Linked DNA regions of Homo sapiens: region 2 is linked to region 1. The links are chromatin contacts, found by Hi-C in ENCODE. All regions are on one chromosome and are shown on one strand. Each heading gives the region's core, a stretch centred on a gene start or an enhancer-like site at or near the end of the contact. The rest is flanking DNA. Distances are from core to core; before and after follow the strand shown. Region 1 overlaps LINC00299 (long intergenic non-protein coding RNA 299). Region 2 overlaps LINC00299 (long intergenic non-protein coding RNA 299).

Evidence for each region. A loop is a pair of places that touch in the nucleus more often than their neighbours do. Pooled maps may share reads with other maps.
Region 2: a loop to region 1 is called in a map of IMR-90, with 1.8 times the contacts of the local background. The contact joins two enhancer-like sites. A Hi-C loop is called at or near these places in 1 of 168 maps with a recorded cell type or tissue (IMR-90), 8 of 37 single-sample maps with no recorded cell type and 11 of 50 pooled maps.

Annotation. Positions count from the first base shown.
Region 1 is chr2:8,145,846-8,150,652 of GRCh38, forward strand. The region is part of intron 7 of LINC00299 (long intergenic non-protein coding RNA 299); the gene reads right to left. Among named protein-coding and RNA genes, the nearest start is that of LINC00298, 170 kb to the left of the region's middle. RefSeq lists enhancers at 4,019-4,519, 4,520-4,807. Within about 2 kb of position 2,611, at least 5 of the 41 ENCODE cell types and tissues checked have a DNase peak (open chromatin) inside an H3K27ac peak, as active enhancers do.
Region 2 is chr2:8,300,932-8,305,647 of GRCh38, forward strand. The region is part of intron 2 of LINC00299 (long intergenic non-protein coding RNA 299); the gene reads right to left. Among named protein-coding and RNA genes, the nearest start is that of LINC00299, 25 kb to the right of the region's middle. RefSeq lists enhancers at 1-295, 1,401-1,460, 2,947-3,166. Within about 2 kb of position 2,765, at least 17 of the 41 ENCODE cell types and tissues checked have a DNase peak (open chromatin) inside an H3K27ac peak, as active enhancers do.

The sequences.
Region 1 (4,807 bases), core at 1,361-3,860:
TGGATAGGATGAGCTGAAAAGCAAAAGTTTACAGTTTAATTCATTTCTAGAAAGAAATATTAAAAATTTATTTTAAGCAAGGTGCCACGCTGGGTGATAGAGGTGATAGATGACAATGCTTTTGTCACTGAGGGGTCCTTCTCTGGATGGTGTCATAAAATTGTATTAGAATTCAGGAAAAAACAGCTAGAGAAAAAGCAGTTTATCAGCACTTATGGCACTGCCATCTCATCATCAAAATGAACTGTGCACAATCATGTCATGGGTTTGTTAGGCATGAGCTTTGCTGAGGCTAGACAGGCCTCACATCTGTCACCTAATGCCAATTCACCTCCACACTCCCAGTACACAAAGGCCTTCTCCCTGGAGCCAAACTTCACTCTGCTTCCTCCATGTGAGGTGAGACCTTACTCAGACTGTGCCCTCCATCTGGGAGGTGTTTCTCCTGGGACTTGCTATTTACCCCTTGGCCCCCAGCTTATCATCCACAGAAATTCCACTGCCCTCCCTGGTTTCCATCAGTGCTGGCTACTCCCTCCTCTCGTCCTTTTCAGCAACACTGTGGGATCACAGCTTTCCAGGTGGAGATTTCCCTCCCTGGGCCCTGACTTTCCCCAGGATGAGAACTGCTCTCTAACTAACCTGCCGCTGTGCCAGCCCTTAGCATAGATGGGCATGTGCACCTGCCAGGAAAACAGCTGCTCTTTATCAAAGCCAAGTGGCACAGGTCCATCAGATGCTTTGCCTTCTGTAACCCCAGTATTGAACAAGAAACAACTTCCCTGTACAAAAGCCAGTCTCACATTTGGGAAGCTGACATCCCCTTAAATTCACCCCTTCTTATAATGCTAGAAAGACATAGCTAAACGCTCGAACCTTGGGCAGCATGTCAGGAATCTGACAGAAATGTGCAGAAAGCCAGGGCAATCACAGCCTCTTCTCTATCTAGGACTCCGCCTTTTCTTATCTCCTTCTCCTCAGCATATTACAATGGCCATGTGCCCTCCCATGGGACTGTCTTCTTCCTGAGGACAAGAACAGTGCCCCACCCAATGCCTTAGATCATGCAAAGAGTGTACACAGACTGCAAGTACTAAGTTTAATATGATTACTAACATGTTGAACACTGCTCTATGGACTTCACATGTACCAACTCATTTAATTCTTAAAATGATCCAGTAAGGACGTGTAGTAGTCAGGCTTCCCCAGAAACAGAACCAATGGGAGATATACCTAGATAGATAAATAGGTACATACATACATACATACATAGGCACACACACTTGTATGTGTGTGTGTGTGTGTGTGTGTGTGTGTGTGTATATATATAATATGTATGTGTATATGTGTATATGTGTATATATGTGTGTGTATATATCCACACATATATACACACATACATATAATATATACACATACATTTACACACATACATATATGTTCATGTGTATATATGTGTGGATATACACACATACATATACACATATACATACATACACACATACATATGATAATATGATATATATATACACACATACACGTGTGTGTGTGTGTGTGTGTGTGTGTGTGTGTGTGTGTCTATATATGTATCTCCTGTTGGTTCTGTTTCTGAGGGAGCCTGACCACTACACTTTCCTATTGGGTATTATATCACACAGCCTTTGTAATATGCCAAGGAGAAAGAGATAGAGAAAAGGCAGAGTCATAGAGAAGAGGTTGAGATTCTCCTGGCTTTCTGCATGTTTCTGTCAGATTCCTGACATGCTGCCCAAGGTTCCTGCCTTTAGCTAGGTCTTTCTAGCTAGGTGCATTCATATACATATGCACACACACACACACACACATACATATACACACATACATGTATGTATATTATGTGTGTACATAGATATGCATACATATACATGCATATATATGTGTGTGTGTATATAAAAATATACATATATGTATATATATTTCCTATTGGTTCTGTTTTTGGGGAAGTCTGACCACAACACTCCCTTATTGTGTTATTTTGAGGGTTAAATGAGTTGCTACATGTGAAGGCCCTAGAGCAGTGTCCATCGCGTTAGTAATTATATTAAACTCAGGACGTGCAGTCTGCATACATATACATATATATGTATAATATCAGAGAGAGATAGAGATTGGTCTTAAAAAATTGACTTATGTGATTTTAGGGGCTGCAAGTCCATAACCTGCAGGGCAGGCATGCAGGCTGAAGACTCAGGGAGAAGTTGATGTTGCAGCTTGAGTCCAAAAGCAGTCTGGAGGCAGAATCCCCTCTTCCTCGGGGCACGTCAGTCTTTTTCTCTTAAGGTTTTCAGCTTACTGGATGAGTCCCACCCACACTATGGAGGGTCATCTGCTTTACCAAAAGTCCACTGATTTAAATGTTAATCTCATCTTAAACTACCTTCACGGAAACATCCAGACTTGTATTTAACCAAATATCTGGGTATCATAGCCTAGCCAAGTGGACACATAAAATTAATGATCACAGGAAGGTACCATCTTTACCCTGACTTACAGAAGCAGAAAGGAAAACACAGATTGTTTAAGTCACTAGCCCTGAGTCACACAGCAATACGTAGTGCAATTGGAATTTGGCCTGGGCAGTCATTCCAGGAACTTGTGTTCATAAACCCTGAGCTATGCCACCTTCCTGTGAATTTCAGCATGGTATTCCTTATTTTGGCATGAGGCTGTATAAAGGGAACTGCTGAAAACGAACCATCTCTTTCTGATATTATCAAGTGGGTGATGTTATAACACTGAACCAGAAATGTATTTCCAGGAAACAGAACCCAAAAGGATGACTATATACTTAGTTTGGCCACATAATACCAGCCTGAACATCAACTCAAACCAATTCACCAAGCCCTTTGTGGCTGAGAGGAAGGCATGGCTGTCAAGAGTTCTAGCTCGTCTGTTTTGGTTTTTGGCTTGGGCGTGTGTGTAGATGTGGGTGTGTAGACGTGTATGTGTATGCGTGTGTGCGTATGTGCATGCATCTTAAGGAATCTGCTTCTGGTTCTTTGGGGACACTGATGATGATGGATTTCTCTATTTCACCATATATAATTCCTTCCTGCTGCACAGGACAGAATCCTAAGGGCTCCTAAGCCTGTTCCCAAGCTTCCAAAAGAGCACCAACTCACCGTATGGTTAACAAACCTAGGTTTGAATCCTACCTCTGTCACTTATTAAGTCAATATTCTTGGACAAGTTCTTTACTCTCTCCAAGTTTGGTTCCATCCCTACAATGGGGCTGATCAGAGCACTGACCTGGGATGGTCACCGTGGGGACTCAGGAATGATGCACGTGTGGAATGCAGCCCAGCACCTGGCATGGGGCATACACAGCAGATGACAAACACCATTCCAAAAGACAATTACTGCTTCATCATTAACGTCTCCTCACCAAAACCTTTTCTAGGAAACATGCCTAACCAAGGCAAGCTCCTCCTTCTGAGTTTATATATACCTGGCCGGGCATGGTGACACACACCTGTAATCCCAGCACTTTGAGAGGCAGAGGCAGGCAGATCACTTGAGGTCAGGAGTTCGGGACCAGCCTGGCCAACATGGCAAAACCCCATCTCTACTAAAAACACAAAAATTAACCAGGTATGCTGGCACATGCCTGTAATCTCAGCTACTTGGGTGGCTGAGGTGAAGAATCACTCACACCTGGGAGGTGGAGGTTGCAGTGAGCCGAGATTTTGCCACTGCACTTCAGCCTGGGTGGCAGCAGAAAGAGACTCTGTCAAAAAAAAAATAGTCTATATATACCTGTGGGCTGCAGAAGAGTCAGGAATCCCAAAGGCTGGCTCCAGTGGGAACCTGTCTAGCTGGACCTTCCTTGCTCACCCCATGCCCGGTGTTCAGCAGCCCACTTTGCCCCAGGACACCACCCCTGAGTGAAGCCCTCCACATGCTGTCTCCGTACAGTGCTCAGTCACCTGTGGAGATCCATTCTTTCCATATGAAAGTGTGGCCCAGCTGGAGTCTCCACCGTGGTGTCTGTGGGACTGTGTCAAATCTGGTTACCACTGCCCTCGTTCTGCTAGAGACAACTATACCTTAATCACCCCGTGTTTGTTCCAGGAGGAAAATCCTGGAACTGATCTTCTATGGGGTACTAACTTTTCTCAGTCTTCTGTAGGAGATTAAGTGATTCTGTCTTCTGAGCTCTGACATCATTTCAAATGTATGAACATTGGCCTGAAGCTTAATAAATTTCAGCCATCGTATATTCTTAGCTTTTGCTTGGGCTGGCGTTCCTCTGCTTAACAAAAAACAGTCATGAGCCAGATGAAAGCAATTTTCCCACATGGCACCTTCATCTTATTTTCCAGTCTCTGAGTAAAAGACCGCACCTCTCACCTTGCAGCTATCACAGAACATGGGAACATTGCCGTCTGCATGCCTCTCACAGGAAATCATGCACATTCCCCAAATTCCCCACAGGACCCAGGGCCTCCCTGCTCCTGCCCCACACTGTGCAGAGCACATCCGTGCGGAGGTGTGGAAGACTAGCCAGGCCAGAGACCAGCAAAGGTGGCTGTGTGGCTAGGGGCTGGCCTCCCTCAACACTGGACGAATTGACGTTGAGCACGTACTAAGTCTAAGGAAATCCAGCTGCATGCTGGATTTATAGCTGTGTACAAGACAAGTATCAGCCCTCCTGGTCTTACTTTTTGGGGAATGCACAATTAATCACTTACATCGCAATTGTGACACTTGCTACAAAGGAGAAGGGCAGGCTGTGAGCAAACGCAAAACAGGGGGACTGGATGTAGTC
Region 2 (4,716 bases), core at 1,515-4,014, 160 kb after region 1:
TCTTGTAGAAATTAAGCATTGCCCTTGTTGGGTGCCCATCTATCTCCTTCCTAAAACAATGAGCCTATTGAGAGCTCTCTGCAGGGCAGGAACCCCCTGGGTGCCCCACTGATCTTGCCTCTCATTGTGATCATGGCCTCTGCCTTGCATCCAATGGTGAGCATACCACCTGGCCTTTGTAATCCCAGGATCCTGTCATCCCCGTTGCTACCAGGAGCCAGTTCTGTGATTTCATCATCTGTCATCAGCTCTGGCACATAGAGCACAGCCATTCCTGAGCTCAGTGACTTTGGGGCCACTCTCACCAGTGCATTCCTTTGTACATGGGAAGTCCTCCAGGCCATCTCGTGAAGATAGTCAGCACCATGGATGCTAGCATGTCCACTCCAGCATGGCCACTTCTCTGAGCCATTTGGTCCCTCTCTCCACCATCTGCCTGAGTGTGGGTCACTGCTTTCTCTAGGCTTTTAAGCAACATCTGAGTTGAGTCTTAGCATTCTCTCCAGGGATCTTGACCAAGATGCTTAATCCTGTACCACCTAGATTGCTCCCTCTCAATAAACTCAACCTTATTCGATTTTATATCTACACTCTTTGATCCAATCCCATGAATATATTCCCAGGTCCTCTGCAACATATTAGCTCGACCCCACAGCTCCTTCACCTGATATCCCCTTTTGGCCAAGCCAGCCCAGCTCATCCCCAGTCGGGCTGTGCTGAGATTTGGTTCTTGTTATTCTTTGGTTTTGCCAACAGGAAAGATGAGGGTAGATCCTGATGGGTCAAGCATTGTCTTGTATGATACCTACCTCATTTGAGACCTCTGTATGATCTTCAGAAAAGGAAAGTCTTGCTTTTTTTTTTTTTTTTTTTTGACCGAGTCTCGCTCTGTTGCCCAGGCTGGAGTGCAATGGTGCAATCTGGGCTCACTGCAAGCTCCGCCTCCCAGGTTCAAGCAGTCTACAATCTTCTACATGACATGAGAAATAGGCCATTTCTGCAGGCCCAGGGGACTCAGGGGCATGTAAGTGTTCAGGGTTCCCAACTGTCCAGGGCTCCCACCCTAAGTGTAAGGGTCTCACCTCTTTCCCATTAGAGCCCTGTGTCTGAAGGACTGAGAACTTAACCTACTCAGGGTTCAGACTGGTCCTCCAGCCAACCTGCCTTCCAGCTGCAGATCATCGGGGTTTTCTTAAATGCTGCCAAGGAAGTGCTCTGGCTTTCACAGTTTGCCTGAAACCAGTGATGAGTCATCCTGCGCCTCTGCCTCTCTCTCTTCAACACTCAGTAGCCTCAGCCTCAGCCACCCAAGCCCACAGGCCTTCTGGTTATCATTTCATCAGCCGGCCACCTGCTTCCTCTCCAATTTTTCATTAGGGCCTGCAACTCACAACCACGTCCAGTGTCAGCTGCCTGAAAGTCTTCCTAGAAACAGAGTCTGAGATGGAAATTGCATGCAGAGTGCTGATCAGAGGGTGTTCTCGGGAGATTCTCCTGTAAAGAAGTGAGAAAGGCAGGATGCTGCAGAAGCTGAAGCTGGCTGCAACGAGGCTACACTTGGAGCCACCCCCAGCCAATCCTAAGTGGCGCTCTCGAGCTGGGACGGCCCATCAGAGTTGTCCCAAGTTGAGGCAAGAGGGCCGAGCCTTTGCGTTCCTTCCTCGGTCAGTTTCAGAACCTGGGGGATATGACCTGAAAAGAGGCCATTCCCTGCAGCAGGAGGGGGCATCCAGTGCGGGCTCTGCCATGGCCATCATCAACTGTCACTGCAGCTAGCGGGGAGACCTGGGCAGAGCACCCCAATGGTCACTGCAGCCGAAAGAGGACTGCTTGTCTTTCTGCTCTCACACCCCTTACCTAGGGAAGAGCAGAGAAAGGGTTGCTTGAATGGGAGGAATAGCAAAGAGAACAAAGAAATCCCAATGAGGGGAAACCTCTCAGCGCACCAGCCTCACTGTGTGCTGAGAGGCACCCACTGCCTTCCCTGCACTCCTTAGATCTTGTTCATGGGTGGTTGTTTGTTGTTGTTGTTGTTGTTGTTGTTGTTGCTGTTTTTAATGTAAGAAACAGAATCTTGCTGTGTTGACCAGGCTGGTCTCAAACTCCTGGCCTCAAGCGATCCTCCCCCCTCAGCCTCCCAAAGCACTGTGATTACAGGCGTGAGCCACTGCATCCAGTCTCATTCATCTTTTTGTACCATATTCTCTGTCCCACCACTCAGAAATATCTCAGGTGCTGTACTAGTGCCTTACACATCCTGGACCCTCAGTGCTGTCTCAAACTCCTGGCCTCAAGCAATACTCCCCACTCAGCCTCCCAAAGCACTGTGATTACAGGCGTGAGCCACTGCATCCAGCCTCATTCATCTTTTTGTACCACATTCTCTGCCCCACCACTCAAAAATATCTCAGGTGCTGTGCTAGTGCCTTACACATCCTGGACCCTCAATGCATAGCATGGTAGCACCAAAAGGTGTGAAATACAGAAATGAAATCATTAAGTGAGTCATTCATACCCATCATGGTTATTTATACGGTAATTTATATGGTCAAGCTTGACCGTCTTGGAGGGCTGCTGTCATCACAAAGCAGAACAAGGCCCACCAGGACACCCTGACCTCGTGCAGTGAGCCGGCCCTCAGGCTTGCACAACAACAACCCCCAAACACTGGCATGTTCCCAGCTGAGCCAACATGCACCAGACCCACCCAAACGTGGCCACATCGGAGCCATCTAGAAACCGATTTGAACACTGCTTCTTGTGGTGAGGGACAGGAAACCAAGAGGACACAGGGGGCCGTGTCGAGGTTAACAGGGAGGGCTGCAAGCCCAGATCTCTGGTTTCTGTTCCTCTCCAGCGTTCATCCTCTCCTACTGTTGTTAAAAATCAAATGTAAGATGCAGAGAGCCAGTCCAGGCTGTCCAGAGGACAGGGCTGAGCCTCGCTCCCCACTCCATTCCCAGGGCCTAGCACAGGGCCTGGCACAGAGGCCATATCACAAGTCAAGAAGGAAATCTTTCCTTTCTGCCAACCCTGGATCTTCCCAGAGAGGAGCCCTGTGTCCTCTTGAGGGCAGGATGGGTGGTCAAGGCAGGGACGCGGTAAAAACTAAGGTCGTACACCAGCAAGCTATCGACAAGCATTTAGAAAGCTGTGTCTCAACCAAGATAGTTATTGCAGCTTTATTTGTGTTATCAATAGTCAAAAAAAGGGGGGGGGGAAGACAACTTACTCTGAGCCCTAGGGTGCCTTGTCATAGGAGGTTCTGGGGGTAGGTACACAGTTACTATTTATCCCATGAATAAAAGGGTGGATGGAAATAGGCCAGGAGTTGGGGAACTTCACACAACAAAATCCAAACTGAATGATGGTGAGCCAAAACACAAAAATAACACAAAAGACCCCAAATTGTTACTGTATTTAGAAATAAGACCCAAATTATTATAAAAAATTGTCAGATTGCTACAAGGCAATTTTTTGGGTGCTATAAAAGGCCTCTGGCCCAGGGGCCTAACAGCCTCCTAAAAGAGGATATCAGGAAAAGCAAGTCGCTAAATAGAAGAAAATAAAAGAAAAGGAACTCGTCAGTCAAACTGCATCCTGCCTAGCAGGGAATCCACACACTCAGGGAATCTCAGATCCCAGGACTTCAGACTGAGATGGACTCGGTGTCTCTGGCCAATGAGAACCAAAGTCCTTCACACATCATGCTCCCTGAGACAAGAAAACGTAGGTATGCTTTAGGGGAAGAACAAAAACAGACAAGGGCAGTGGGAGTTTTGATTAGCATAATCTTTACAAATCCTTGCTTTGGAATTCCAGCTTGGCCACCTACTACATCATTTGGGCAAGTTTCTTAACCTCCCAGAACCTCAGTGTCCTCATCTGTAAAATGGCAATTATGAGAACGCTACCTACTTCATCACAGTGGCGTAAAGACTTACTAAGATAATTCCCGTTAAGTGCTTAGCACGTCGCCCTCCAAGCAGTCTGTTATTTTTCTGATGTGTCAATGTCACCATTCACCTGCTGTGCAGTTTTGAGCAGATGATGAACGCATGTGTCCTCCAGGAGCTCCTTCTGCGACATCCCCTAGGCAGCCCGACATGACTCAGCAACACGGTGCTAGGGCCAGATCCCTGGCTAGACACCGAGGTGTGGGGCCCTCGTCTCTGACCTGCCATTGAGCCACAGTGTGAAGCCTAAGCAAAGCCATTTCTCTAGGGACCTTGGCTTAGTTTTCTGGTAAAATACAAGTTTCATTCTAGGTGTTCTCTCAGCTATCTTCTAGGATGTTTTGGAGTCTGTGCTTTCATACAAACACAGGCTCATGCTGGAGCAGGGATGGCCATGGACATCCTTAACTCTCCTAAGAGCCACCCACGGCCTCCCAAGTCACCTCATCAGTTGTCCTCACAGGGAGCCACCCTCTGGGAGTATTTATATCCCTCTACTTTGATTACAGCTGATTAGTAAATTTACAATGTGTTTGAATTTCACTAGACTTACATTTCACAACAGAGAGCAAGGTTTAGTCAACACTTTCATTTGCTAAGGGCAACCATCCAGGCTTAATAAGGCTTTCCCTAAACAGACACCTTCTTTACAAACTTCTAGGAAGCCAAGTGTTAAACAAAAGTCTAACTTGAGACTTTTCTCTTGATTCCTATTATGGGCATTTGCAGTTTGCTTTGCAATTGCATTACCAAGTGCACA